2 separate regions of the Homo sapiens genome follow, and region 2 is linked to region 1. A link is a contact called in ENCODE Hi-C or POLR2A ChIA-PET data. All regions are on one chromosome and are shown on one strand. Each heading gives the region's core, a stretch centred on a gene start or an enhancer-like site at or near the end of the contact. The rest is flanking DNA. Distances are from core to core; before and after follow the strand shown. Region 1 holds the start of CHRNE (cholinergic receptor nicotinic epsilon subunit). Region 2 holds the start of NUP88 (nucleoporin 88).

The links. A loop is a pair of places that touch in the nucleus more often than their neighbours do. ChIA-PET counts read pairs that join two places held with the same protein, here RNA polymerase II (POLR2A). Pooled maps may share reads with other maps.
Region 2: a pooled map shows a loop between it and region 1 (4-fold over the local background). The contact joins the promoter of NUP88 here to the promoter of CHRNE in region 1. A Hi-C loop is called at or near these places in 1 of 50 pooled maps. POLR2A ChIA-PET finds 5 or more read pairs at or near these places in 2 of 52 experiments (CD4-positive, alpha-beta T cell and activated CD8-positive, alpha-beta memory T cell).

Annotation. Positions count from the first base shown.
Region 1 is chr17:4,901,848-4,908,045 of GRCh38, reverse strand. It overlaps CHRNE (cholinergic receptor nicotinic epsilon subunit), which reads left to right and starts at 4,948. Exons shown (of 12, transcript NM_000080.4): 1 at 4,948-5,028; 2 at 5,283-5,425; 3 at 5,552-5,596; 4 at 5,720-5,829; 5 at 5,959-6,114. The coding sequence starts at 4,983. It overlaps C17orf107 (chromosome 17 open reading frame 107), which reads right to left. Exons shown (of 3, transcript NM_001145536.2): 3 at 5,112-6,198. RefSeq lists enhancers at 1-197, 4,544-4,763, 4,953-5,594, 5,595-6,198 and a silencer at 4,118-4,412.
Region 2 is chr17:5,416,832-5,423,251 of GRCh38, reverse strand. It overlaps NUP88 (nucleoporin 88), which reads left to right and starts at 3,590. Exons shown (of 17, transcript NM_002532.6): 1 at 3,590-3,898. The coding sequence starts at 3,602. It overlaps RPAIN (RPA interacting protein), which reads right to left and starts at 3,070. Exons shown (of 7, transcript NM_001033002.4): 1 at 2,961-3,070; 2 at 1,786-1,956; 3 at 423-483. The coding sequence starts at 3,041. RefSeq lists enhancers at 2,799-3,018, 3,029-3,148, 2,878-3,415, 3,416-3,953, 3,589-4,228.

The DNA of each region.
Region 1 (6,198 bases), core at 3,699-6,198:
GGTGTAATCCCCTGGCTAATTTTTTGTATCTTTAGTAGAGACGGGGTTTCACCATGTTGATCAGGCTGGTCCCAAACTACTGACCTCGTGATCCGCCCGCCTCGGCCTCCCAAAGTGCTGGGATTACTGGTGTGAGCCACCGTGCCCGACTAAGTTTTCTATTTTTAGTAGAGACAGGGTTTCACCATGTGGGTCAGGCTGGTCTTGAACTCCTGATCTCAAGTGATCCACCTGCCTTGGCTGCCCAAAGTGCTGGGATTACAGGCACGAGCCACCTCACCCAGCCCACTATTGCATTTTCTATGTTGTGGGGTGTGTGTGTGATGTATTGTTTATACATGATGTAGTTGTGGTGCTTAAGTTGAGGATTTAGCCCATCATTTGGAGAATGGATGGAAATCAGACCTGAGTGAAACTACTTAGAGCAGGGGACACTGGACTCTGGGCTGAGAGTGTTTTTTTTTTTTTTTTTTTTTTTTGAGACTGAGTCTTGCTCTGTCACCAGGCTGGAGTGCAGTGGCGTGATCTTGGCTCACTGCAAGCTCCGCCTCCCGGGTTCACGCCATTCTCCTGCCTCAGCCTCCCGAGTAGCTGGGACTACAGGCGCCCGCCACCATGCCCGGCTAATTTTTTTTTTTTAATTTTTAGTAGACACGGGGTTTCACCATGCTAGCCAGGATGGTCTTGATCTCCTGACCTCGTGATCCGCCCGCCTCGGCCTCCCGAAGTGCAGGGATTACAGGCGTGAGCCCCCGCGCCCGGCCCGGAGTGTTTTCTTGAAGGACCCTTGCCATAATCACTTTTTTTTTTAATTCCCCCAATCATTTATCCTTTAAGTTACCAACCATGCAATTACACTCTTAAGTTTTTTTTAACATGTACAATGAAATTATTATTGACTACAGTCACTCTGTTGTGCTATCAAATAGTAGGTCTTATTCTATTTTTTTTGTACCCATTAACCATCCCCACCATCCACCTACCTGCCCACTACCCTTCCCAGCCTCTGGTAACCATCCTTCTACTCTCTATGTCCATGAGGTCAATTGTTTTGATTTTTAACTCCCACAAATAAGTGAGAACATGCAATGATTGTCTTTCTGTGCCTGGCTTATTTCACCTAACATAATGATCTCCAGTTCCATTCATGTTGTTGCAAATGACAGGATCTCATCCTTTTTTATGGGTGAATGGTGCTCCATTGTGTATATGTACCACATTTGCTTTATCCATTCATCTGTGTTTTTCTTTTTTCTTTTTTTTTTAAACAGTTTTCTCTCTTGTTTCCCAGGCTAGGATGCAGTGGCATGATCTTGGCTCACCATTCATCTGTTTTTTAAAATTTTATTTATTTATTTACAGATGAGGTCTCACTATATTGCCCAGGCTGGTCTTGAACTCCCAGGCTCAAGCAATTCTCCTACCTCAGCCTCCCAGTGATGACCAATGATGCTGAGCACGTTTTCTTATACCTGTTTGGCATTTGTGTGTCTTATTTTGAGAAGCGTCTATTCAAATCTTCTGCCCTCTTTTTGATCAGATTATTAGATTTTTTTTCTCATAATCACTTTTTGAAGCAAGATTTCAAGTTTGAATCCTGCTGGGGAGGATAGAGTGAATTTATATTAACTGTATTAATTTATGTATATTTCATATATTTGTATATATTTCAGCTCTAGCAGTGAGAATGGCATCCTGGCAGGCCGTTTTGGGAGCTAAACATATAGGAGAAGTGGGCTGGGTTGCTAGAGGGTGAATTACCAGACATGTGGTGTCAGGGCCTGCCACACCCACTATCCATCCTAAACAAGGCAGTCTTAGGCCAACCCCATGATCCTTCTTCAGTGTTGGCACCCCAAGCCCTCAGAGCATCAGGCAGTAGCAACGGGAACAAAAGTGCTGCCTCTGCAGAGAGAAGCCAAGAAGTTGGTCTGGGGCTAAGACCATGGTGAAATGATGCACAGGTGACGAGAAAGCAGAAACTACACAGTAGAAAGGGGACATGCAAAGTAGGGGGAATGGGCAGTGCTGACGAAGTGAGAGGAGCAGAGAGCGGACAGAGCGGCAGAGACAGATCAGGAGACAGGCTCTGGAGCTGCCTTGGCCTCTGACACTGGTCTAGTAAGTTCCAGTCCATGTGCAAGACTACAGGAAACCTAGGAGAAACTTCATTTTTTTGTTTTTTGAGATGGAGTCTCACTCTGTCACCCGGGCTGGAGTGCAGTGGCACGATCTCGGCTCACTGCAACCTCCGTCTCCCAGGTTCAAGTGATTCTCCTGCCTCAGCCTCCCGAGTAGCTGGGATTACAGGTGCCAGCCACCACACCCAGCTAATTTTTGTGTTTTTAGTAGAGATGGGGTTTCACCATGTTGGCCAGACTGGTCTCGAACTCTTGACCTCAGGTGGTCCACCTGCCTTGGCCTCCCAAAGTGCTGGGATTACAGGTGTTGAGCCACCGCATCCAGCCGGAAACTTCATTTTTTTGAGATAGGGTCTCGCTTGTCACCCAGGCTGGAGTGTAGTGTGATCGTAGCTCACTGTGTCCTTGATCTCTTAGGGTCAAGCAATCCTCCCGCCTCAGCCTCCTAAGTAGCTGGGACTACAGGCATGCACCATGATGCCTGGCTAATATTTTTTGTTGTTGTTTATTTATTTTTGTAGAGATGGGGGGTCTCACTGTGTTGCCCAGGCTGGTCTTGAACTCCTGGGCTCAAGTGATGCTCCAGCCTCAGCCTCCCAAATAGTTAGGATTACAGGCATGAGCCACTGTGCCTGGCCAAAACCTTGCTTTTCTGACAGATCTGATTCACCCTAGCTACAGATTCTATAGCACCTGTTTATTTTTATGCTTCTCATAGTCTGGCATCACTGGCTGTTGATAGGTCTCTGTCATTAGATGATAACTCCTTGAGGCTTGTTTTATCCATCTCAATAACCGTAGCACTCGGCCCTGTAAGGGGGAACTTTGTAGGTGTCCACTGATGTTTGAATAAATATTTGCATTTATCACAATTCTTGTCCCAAGCCTTGACGCGGAAGCTCTGGAATAAGCAGCAGCACAGATTTGAGACTTAGTCCATGTACCAGCCACATGCAAAGAGGTAAGCTGGGTCAAAGAGACCCAGAAAGGGAGTCTGAAATGGAAATCGTGGGGTTGATAAGGCAGCAGTGGAAACAGAGGCTTTACACAAGTGTGGGAAATGGACTAGGAGGACACTCTGTTATTTGATGTGTCCTCGCTTGTAACATGGAGGTGATTATGACCTACCTCATAGGTGGGGGAAGGAGACCCAAAGGTGATGGACCCGAAAGTGTTTTGTGAAGGGTAAAATAAACACAGGTGTGCGAGATCAATAGAGTTGATTGATAAGTCTCATGCATTATTGCCAATCTACTTGTGTGACCCTGGATCCCGACCTTAGCATCCCCTTTCATGTATTCAGGACAGTGATCATTGCTTTGCTGGACTGCTGTGAGGAAATGAGATGTAAGCAGAAAATATGCTTAGGCCAGCCCCTCCTACCTCACGAGGAACACCTGGACAGTTTCCTAAAAATACAGATTCCTGGCACCCTAGTCCCGAAATCATAATTCTCTGGGAATGGAGCCTAGGAATCTGAATTTAAAATAAGCACCCCTCCAGGTGATTAGAATGGTTCAAGAAGGCTTTAAAAAACACTGAGGCCGGGCGTGGTGGCTCACACCTGTAATCCTAACCCTTTGGGAAGCTGAGGCAGGAGGATCGCTTTAGCCCAGGAGTTTGAGAGCCGCAGTGAACTATGGTGGTGCCACTGTACTCCTGTCTGGGTGACAGAGTGAGATCCTGTCCCCCCACCCCCTGCAAAAAACAAAAAACAAAAAAAGAAACAGAAAAACAAAAAACATCGAGGCTGGGCGCGGTGGCTCACGCCTATAATCCCAGCACTTTGGGAGGCCCAGGTAGGTGGCTCACGAGGTCAGGAGATCGAGACCATCCTGGCTAACATGGTGAAACCCCATCTCTACTAAAAAATACAAAAATTAGCCGGGCATGGTGGCATGCGCCTGTAGTCCCAGCTACTCCAGAGGTTGAGGCAGGAGAATCGCTTGAACCCGGGAGGCGGAGGTTGCAGTGAGCCGAGATCATGCCACTGCACTCCAGTCTGGGCGCCAGAGCGAGACTTGGTCTCAAAAAAATTTTTTTTAAAAAGGAACATCAAAAGGATCTATTAAGGTGTCATCAGGTGTGTGTGTATGTGTGCACGTGTGTGTTTAGGAGAGTAGGATGGGAAGACGGTACTATCATCTGTGACCACAAGGTGGCAGCAGGGATAGACAAGGAGAAACAAGTCTCCCACCCAGAGGGGCTGGGCATGGGCAAACCTGGCGATCAGGTTGTGGAAGGAGGTGGGTCCTTTACATGATCTCCTTTGCTAGATGGAATCTCTGTACCGCAGGGCTAATCCCCTGTGACCACCTGTCTCTTTATCAGGTCTTTATGGAGACTGTTTTTTGCCACTCTGTCGGCAAGAAAGGCATTGTGAGCTTGGGTGGTGATAGTGTGTGTTCCACATGGGTGAGAATGGGAGGCAAGGGGTGTGTCACATCCCCAGATGTGTTCATCAGTCAGGGTCACCTACACAGGGCAGCTTACTCAAAGGACAACAGTGCCTGCTGAAAGCAGTGTCTCCCACCCCCTGCTACTAGAATTGTGGTTGCAGGTGCCTCTCAGGAGACGCCCACATCTGTGGCTGGGGAGTTGGCCAAATACCAGGCAAAGGACGCTGGGCTGGGGCGGGGCAGGGGCAGGAAACACAGGATGGGGCAGCTGCCTCTGGAAGCAGCCAAAATGTCCCCAGCTGCAGCAGGGGTGAGCAGAGGATTAGGTGACAGTCCCCTAACAGCCCGGAACTAACACCCTCCTCCCCCTCACACAGGCACCCTGGCATGCCCCCTCCAAGCCTGCCAGAGCTCAGAATAACCCTGAGAACCACGCAGCAGGATGGCAAGGGCTCCGCTTGGGGTCCTGCTCCTCTTGGGGCTTCTCGGTACGGACAGGGGCTAGAGGGGCAATTGGACACACACAGATACTGACATGAAGGGACTGGGAAGACAAAGACAGAGACCAAGATGGAGACTTAGACACAGTATTTCGTTCCCAGGCACAGCATAATTGGTTTAGGAGACAGATACTGATAGTACACAGCCTCAGAGGCCTGTGAGGACCCAGGGGAGGCAGAGGGGAGAGAGGTGCTCCAGCCTCTTCATTGCCAATGACCCTTCCTTCTTGACCCCATCGCAGGCAGGGGTGTGGGGAAGAACGAGGAACTGCGTCTTTATCACCATCTCTTCAACAACTATGACCCAGGAAGCCGGCCAGTGCGGGAGCCTGAGGATACTGTCACCATCAGCCTCAAGGTCACCCTGACGAATCTCATCTCACTGGTAAGCTACCCCCACCCTCATCTTAAGCCAAAAATCCCACTTCTGGCCCCAACCGCTGAGCTCTGTCCTAAAGCTCACTTCTGGCCCTGAAATCTCACTTCAATCATCCCCATCTCCCATCTGCAGAATGAAAAAGAGGAGACTCTCACCACTAGCGTCTGGATTGGAATCGTGAGTCAAATCTGGGGAATGGTGTGAGGTCTTGTCCAGGGCACCCCTTTTCCCCCAAACCCCTCCCAGGCAGCGCCAGGTGGGAGATGCAGGGCACGCGGCCTTCCATCCCCCACCCCTTAGGATTGGCAGGATTACCGACTCAACTACAGCAAGGACGACTTTGGGGGTATAGAAACCCTGCGAGTCCCTTCAGAACTCGTGTGGCTGCCAGAGATTGTGCTGGAAAACAAGTGAGAACCGGGCCAGACGCCAGGCTGGAGGGAAGCCGGCCTGGGGTGCGGGCTGGACTTGGTTGGGGAAGGGGGTACTCTGAGAGGGTGCAGACCTGTGCAAAAAGCTCGGTTTCCCCGAGCCCACAGTATTGATGGCCAGTTCGGAGTGGCCTACGACGCCAACGTGCTCGTCTACGAGGGCGGCTCCGTGACGTGGCTGCCTCCGGCCATCTACCGCAGCGTCTGCGCAGTGGAGGTCACCTACTTCCCCTTCGATTGGCAGAACTGTTCGCTTATTTTCCGGTGGGAAGAGCTACTCCGAGGCCCGGACGATTATTGTTGGGGGGGGGCCTTATGGGGCGGGGCCAACCGGGAAGCACCGCCCTC
Region 2 (6,420 bases), core at 2,341-4,840, 520 kb before region 1:
AGGCATAAGCCACCACCCTCAGTGAACTATTAACCCATTAATAGAGAGGCAGGATGGTAGAAGAAACATGGGAACTGGATTCATACAACTGATTTTGCTTCCCATCTCCTCCACTTACTAGCTGTATGACCTGCACGAGAACACCAACCACCTTCTGTTCTAATACTACTATCTTACAGGGCAGTCACATGGAGAAAACAGCATCATTAAATGAGAAGTTCTTAGCACAAGGTCTAGCACCCTGGAGACCCTTATTATTGAGAAGCTAGACAGCCAAGATGTCAGAGTACAAAAGGAGTCTTTTGGACACTTGACTGATGGAGGTAGACAAAGGGGACTTATAAACTAATCCTGATTGGAGGAAAGGTCACAGTATTCCAGTAGCTAAATACAGGTAAGGAAGGACTACCACTAGGGGTTACCTTGGTTGATCAGCTCCTGTTGAATTTCCTCCAGCACAGCCATGTCTATCAGCTCCTCCAGCTGGAAGAGAAAGGAGCGGCATCAGAAGTTTGAAGTATTAATCACCAACCAAGCCCCACAGTGATTCATACTTGGAGGCTGGCTTGAAGAACCCAGATTTATTGGACAAAATCAGTCCAGTCCTCCTGCAGAATATGCTGACAGTGGGGTAATGCTGTCATGCTGACAAGCCATCAACAAATGATCCAACTATCCAGTGACAAAATAATGGTACCCAATTTTGGAGAGACGATATAGGGTAGCAGTTAGGTACATATTCTTCCAAGGCTACGTAACCACATGAAAAGTTCCTAATCTCTGCAAATCTCAGTTTTGGCCTCTGTAAAGTGGGAATAAAATCTATCTAAGAGGGTTACTGTGAGTACTAGTTGTGGTGATATAAGGCAAACATTGGTGTACTGCAGGACACACAAAAGCCACTGAATAATGCATCATTATTACACAGGGTGTTGATGGTTTCAAACAGTTGCCCACATTTTCTTACACAGTCCTTACAATGCTGAAAACATTATCTTCTCATTTTATAAATGTGAAAACTAAACCTCAAAGAGGCAAACTGAAGTTAACAGTCAATAGCCAAACCAGGATTTGAATTCTGGAACTCCTGACTTCGAATCCAGTGTTCTTCCTGATACACTATAAATGGTTTTCCCTTCCACACATGGCTGCCAACGTTGGCTGAGATTAGAATCGGAAAGTTTCTGGAGACCTTTTTAGAAAGAGATTCCTGACGTGGGCAGATCACTAGAGGTCAGGCGTTCAAGACCAGCCTGGCCAACATGGTGAAACCCCATCCCTGCTAAAACAGAAACAAAATTAGCCGGGCATGGTGGCACACATCTGTAATCCCAGCTACTTGGGAGGCTGAGACAGGAGAATCGTTTGAACCCAGGAGGTGGAGGTTGCAGTGAGCCGAGATCTTGCCACTGCACTCCAGCCTGGGCGACAGAGCAAGACAGAAAAAAAAAAAGAGCGAGAGAGAGGGAGAGAAAGAGATTCCTAGCCTATGCCTACTGAATCATAATTTCCAAGGGTGGAGGCAAGAAATGAAATTTCTTTCTTTTTAGTTTCATAAATGATGATGTTGCAGTGATGAGCAGGTCTACGGTCTGGTATTTCAGACCATTTCATCTAGACAAGTCTAACATTAAGTGTAGAAAAGCCTGGGTTAAAGGCTGTTGAATTCTAAATGGGGTTAGGGGAATGGTGGGTTTAGAGGACTCAAGTAAACAAATAAAAGAGGACACGAGCCGTTCTTGGTGGTGCAGTCCCCCTCCCTGAAAACACATAGCCCAGCCTGACCTGAGCCAAGTCTTCTGGACAATTCTCCACTGACTGCAAAGCATTCCACTCTTCTTCCATCACCTCTTGAACTAGAAAGCTGTTCTGAGAATTCCCTGGCCCACTGCTTCCAGCCTGGCGGTACCTGTTTAGGAGCCTGTCCCGGCTGTTTCTCATTCTCTCCAGGCATCTCTGGGAAAAAAGAGCAAGATTGGGGGGGAAAAAAAAAGCATTTCTATTTTTAAAAAACACTCTTACATTAGTTGAGAAAACATTAAAGAAAGTTTATAGACACAAAATTTCAATGATAATACTAACTAGTGTTACTTTTGCATATTCCTCTGTAGAGATACATAAAATTACAATGCTTTGTACACGTATTTACAAAGAACCATATTTTTTATTCTAGCTTGCCAGTTTCCTTAATGGTTGTGTGCATAATATCTCAGCATCCAATGTCCTATTACAGAACATTTATATTCCTTCCAAATTCTTGCTACTCTAGATATGGCTGGGTAACGGCCTTCCTGCACAGCAGCGTTTCTGAACTCAGGGAGGTTTTGTCCCCCAAGGAACATTTGGCAATGCTTGGAGACATTTCTGGTTGTCACAATTCTAGTTATAGGACTATTAGCATCTAGTGGGTGGAGGCCCGAGACGTGGCTTAAACAACCCTCCACAACATATAAATATCTCCCTCAAAATGTCCATTGTCAAGGCTGAGAAACTCTGCTGTATCTGCTATCTTTCTTGCGTCGGGTTACTTTCTTGGACATTACTTACTAATAACCACACTGTGTTCAGAAGAGGCCAGAACTGAGGTGGAGCCCTCTTCTAAGCCTCATTTTACTACTCTCTAGAATAGAAATCATCTCTATCTCACAAGACGAACGTAGACAAAGTGCCTCTCTCGGTGGCCACCTCCGCAGCAACAGTAGGTAGTGTTATTGCAGAGGTGCAAACGGTGATGTCCTGACCACAATTTAAATTCAAAACAAAATCGAATCCAAAAACAAGGCTTTCTAGGACTTGACCGACCCGGGCTAATCCCACACTCTACAGTCAGCAGGCCTGGGTTTGACCAGACCAGGCGCGCTGCGGCACCTGCTCCACGGAGCAGGGCTAAGGCGAAGGCAGGGAAGACGGCGGTCACCGGGACGATCTAGGGTAGACCACTGCACAAACCCCATACCCACCTGCCGGAAAGCCTCTTTCCAAGGCGGCGAGCCCACCAGTTTGTACAGGGAGCGGCGCGGAGACCTCAACGACTCCGCCATCTCCTCTTCGCGGGAGACAAAGCCACAAGACCCGTTCCCTGGAGGCGCGCACAGACCCCTGGGAGGTGTACTTTCCGGGTGCAGACCGCGAATGGATCGCAGCGTATTCTGGGAAGTGTTGTTTTATCGACCGGCCCCACGTGGAGACAGATTTAGGCATCCAAGCGAAATGCGTGAGGCCAGCCCGACCTGCACTGAGGGAGGTAAGTCTTGAGGGAAAGTTCTGGATGCCTGGGTTTACCCAGATGGAGGTGTCCAATAGGCAATTAGATACACAAGTCTCAGGCTCTCCCCAGGTGCTAGATTTCCAGCAGCACCACCATTATGTTGACTTCTCGTCCCGCCCCCTTGGGCTTCAGAAATAATGGTGATTGGCTTTCCCTTGGTGACGCCCCTGCTTGGTGGGCTGGCCTCGCCTTCGCCCCCCGACCTGGCACGAGCCTCTCGAGCTTCCGGGCCGTCTGCTCGGTGATTGGCCGAAACAGTGAGTGGACGGCCGCGGATTGGCTGTGCTCAGCGGCGGGCTGAGCAACTGGAGTGAGGGGAGCAGTTGGGCCAAGATGGCGGCCGCCGAGGGACCGGTGGGCGACGGCGAGCTGTGGCAGACCTGGCTTCCTAACCACGTCGTGTTCTTGCGGCTCCGGGAGGGACTGAAAAACCAGAGTCCAACCGAAGCTGAGAAACCAGCTTCTTCGTCGTTGCCTTCGTCGCCGCCGCCGCAGTTGCTGACGAGAAACGTGGTCTTTGGCCTCGGCGGAGAGCTTTTCCTGTGGGACGGAGAAGACAGCTCCTTCTTAGTCGTTCGCCTTCGGGGCCCCAGCGGCGGCGGCGAAGAGCCCGCCCTGTCCCAGTACCAGGTAATGCCAGGCCGATCTTGGAAGTGACCCTCACCGGGATCGGAACCAGTCTTTTTTGTTCCTTGCTCCTCTTGGCTGTTTTTCATCTTGTGGCAGGCGTTCCAGCGGATTGACTCCGACGCTGCCATACGCGGTCGCGGGGACTCAGGCTCTCTCGATGCTTACGGCCTGGAGGCCTGGGAGGAAGGAAAGGGTCATTGAATATTCAATAAAAATACTAGTGACGGATGAGTGCTCTGGAGAAAAACAAAGCGGGCTAAAGGGGTTGAGAACGAGTGGGCGGAGTTGCTATTTTTAGTTTCGTCGAGAGAAACCTGTTTCCTGATGTGACGCTTATAATAGGTTAGATCGTAACTTTCTCTTGCGTTGTGCACAGCAAGTCAGGTTGCAGGTTTCAAAGCACCACGCTTCATGCTTGACATGGAGGAGGAAGTCTCTGTTAATTCTTACCCCCGTAACGCCCGCTTTAGAAAATAAAGCCATACCCAAAATGGGGATTTTTGTTTTTGATTAGCCGACAGCATGTGAAAATGGGTGTGATCCAGAAAGTATTACACACTTGCCGTGGTCAAATATTGGTTTATGGAAATGTTTATTTGTAATACACAGATTCTCTTAAAGATGAAAAAGAGCTTGGTACTCATTCTAAGGTATGACATCTGTTGTGTGCCCGGTCCAATTCTTGTTACCGAGAAGTGATTTAATTTTAATAAGACGCTAGCAATGCTTCTGCAGTTTTGAAAATAGGGCAGGAGTCTACAGTCTACTTATTTACCCAATTTCAGTTAAAAAGAATTATGAAGGCCGGGCGCGGTGGCTCACGCCTGCAGTCCCAACACTGGGAGGCAGAGGCAGGTGGATCACCTGAAGTCAGGAATTCGAGACCAGCCTGGCCAACATGGTGAAACCCCGTCTCTACTAAAAATACAAAAATTAGCCAGGTGTAGTGGCGCGCCCTTGTAATCCCAGCTACTCAGGTGCCTGAGGCAGGAGAATCGCTTGAACCTGGGAGGAGGAGGTTGCAGTGAGCTGAGATCACGCCCCTGCACTACAGCCTGGGCAACAGAGCAAGACTGTGTCTCAAAAAATAATAATAATTACCAAATGTGCAGCACGCAGTATTCTAATAACATTCTATACTGCTGTGTAGCATTTGACATAATCATAACTTAATTATTTATAATTATTTTGTGTCTTTTTTTTTTTTTTGAGATGGAGTTTCGCTCTTGTTGCCCAGGCTGGAGTGCAATGGCGCCATCTCGGCTCACCGCAACCTCCACCTTCCAGTTTCAAGCGATTCTTCTGCCTCAGCCCCCCCCGCGAGTAGCTGGGATTACAGGTATCTGCCACCACGCCCGACTAATTTTTGTGTTTTTAGTAGAGACGGGGTTTCGCCATGTTGGCCAGGCTGGTCTTGAACTCCTGACCTCGTGATCTGCTGGCTTTGGCCTCCCAAAGTGTTGGGATTACAGGCGTGAGCCACTGCGCCCGGCTGTTTTTGTTTTGTTTTGTTTTGAGGCAGGATCTCGCTCTGTTGCCCAGGCTGGAGTGCAGTGGTGCAATCTCAGCTAACTGCAACCTCCACCTCATGGATTCAAGCGATTCTCCTGCCTCAGCCTCTTGAGTAGTTGGGATTACAGGCCCACTCCACCGTACCCGGCTACTTTTTGTATTTTTAGTGGAGACGGGGTTTCACCATGTTAACCAGGCTGATCTGGAACTCCTGGCCTCAGGTGATCCACCCGTCTTGGCCTCCCAAAGTGCTGGCATTTCAGCCGTGAGCCATGGCACTCTGCCTCTGTCTTCTTTTCTAGACTGTAAGCTCCAAGGCAGGGGCTGGGTCTGCCCTTGTCATTTTTTAAAAACGTATTTTATTTTTTATTTTTGAAATGGGGTCTTTCTCTGTTGCCCAGGCTGGAGTGCAGTGGTGTGATCACGGCTCATTGGAGCCTCTACTGTCAGGGGTCGAGTGATCCTCCCACCTCAGCGCCTGGAAGTAGCTGGGACTACAGGCATGTGCCACCACGCCTGGCTATTTACTTATTTTTGTATGTCCAGCATACAGAAATGCTGGAGTGCCCAGAATTTATAAGCTTTCAGTAAATATTGGTGACTATCTCAATAACCTTCACTCCTCCAAAATCTCAAAACCTTAGAGATGGGGAAGAAAGCAGCTTATCATGAGTTGTAACTTTGGATGTTAAAAGCAAGCATGAGTAAGCTGGGTGTGGTAGCTGTAGCCTATAATCAGCACTTTAGGAGGCCAAGGTGGAGGCAGGTGGATCTTGTGAGCACGGGAACAGGTGTTCAGACCAGCCTGGGCAACATGACGAAACCCCCATCTCTACAAAAAAAACCTTTTTAATTAGCTGGGAGTGATGGTGCACACCTGTAGTCCCAGCTCCTCTGGAAGCTGAGGTGGGGAGGACACTTGAACCCCCATAGTAAAGTCTGCAGTGGGCTGCCACTGCACTCCAGCCTGGGTGACAGCAAGACTCTGTCTCAAAAAAAAAAAAAAAAAT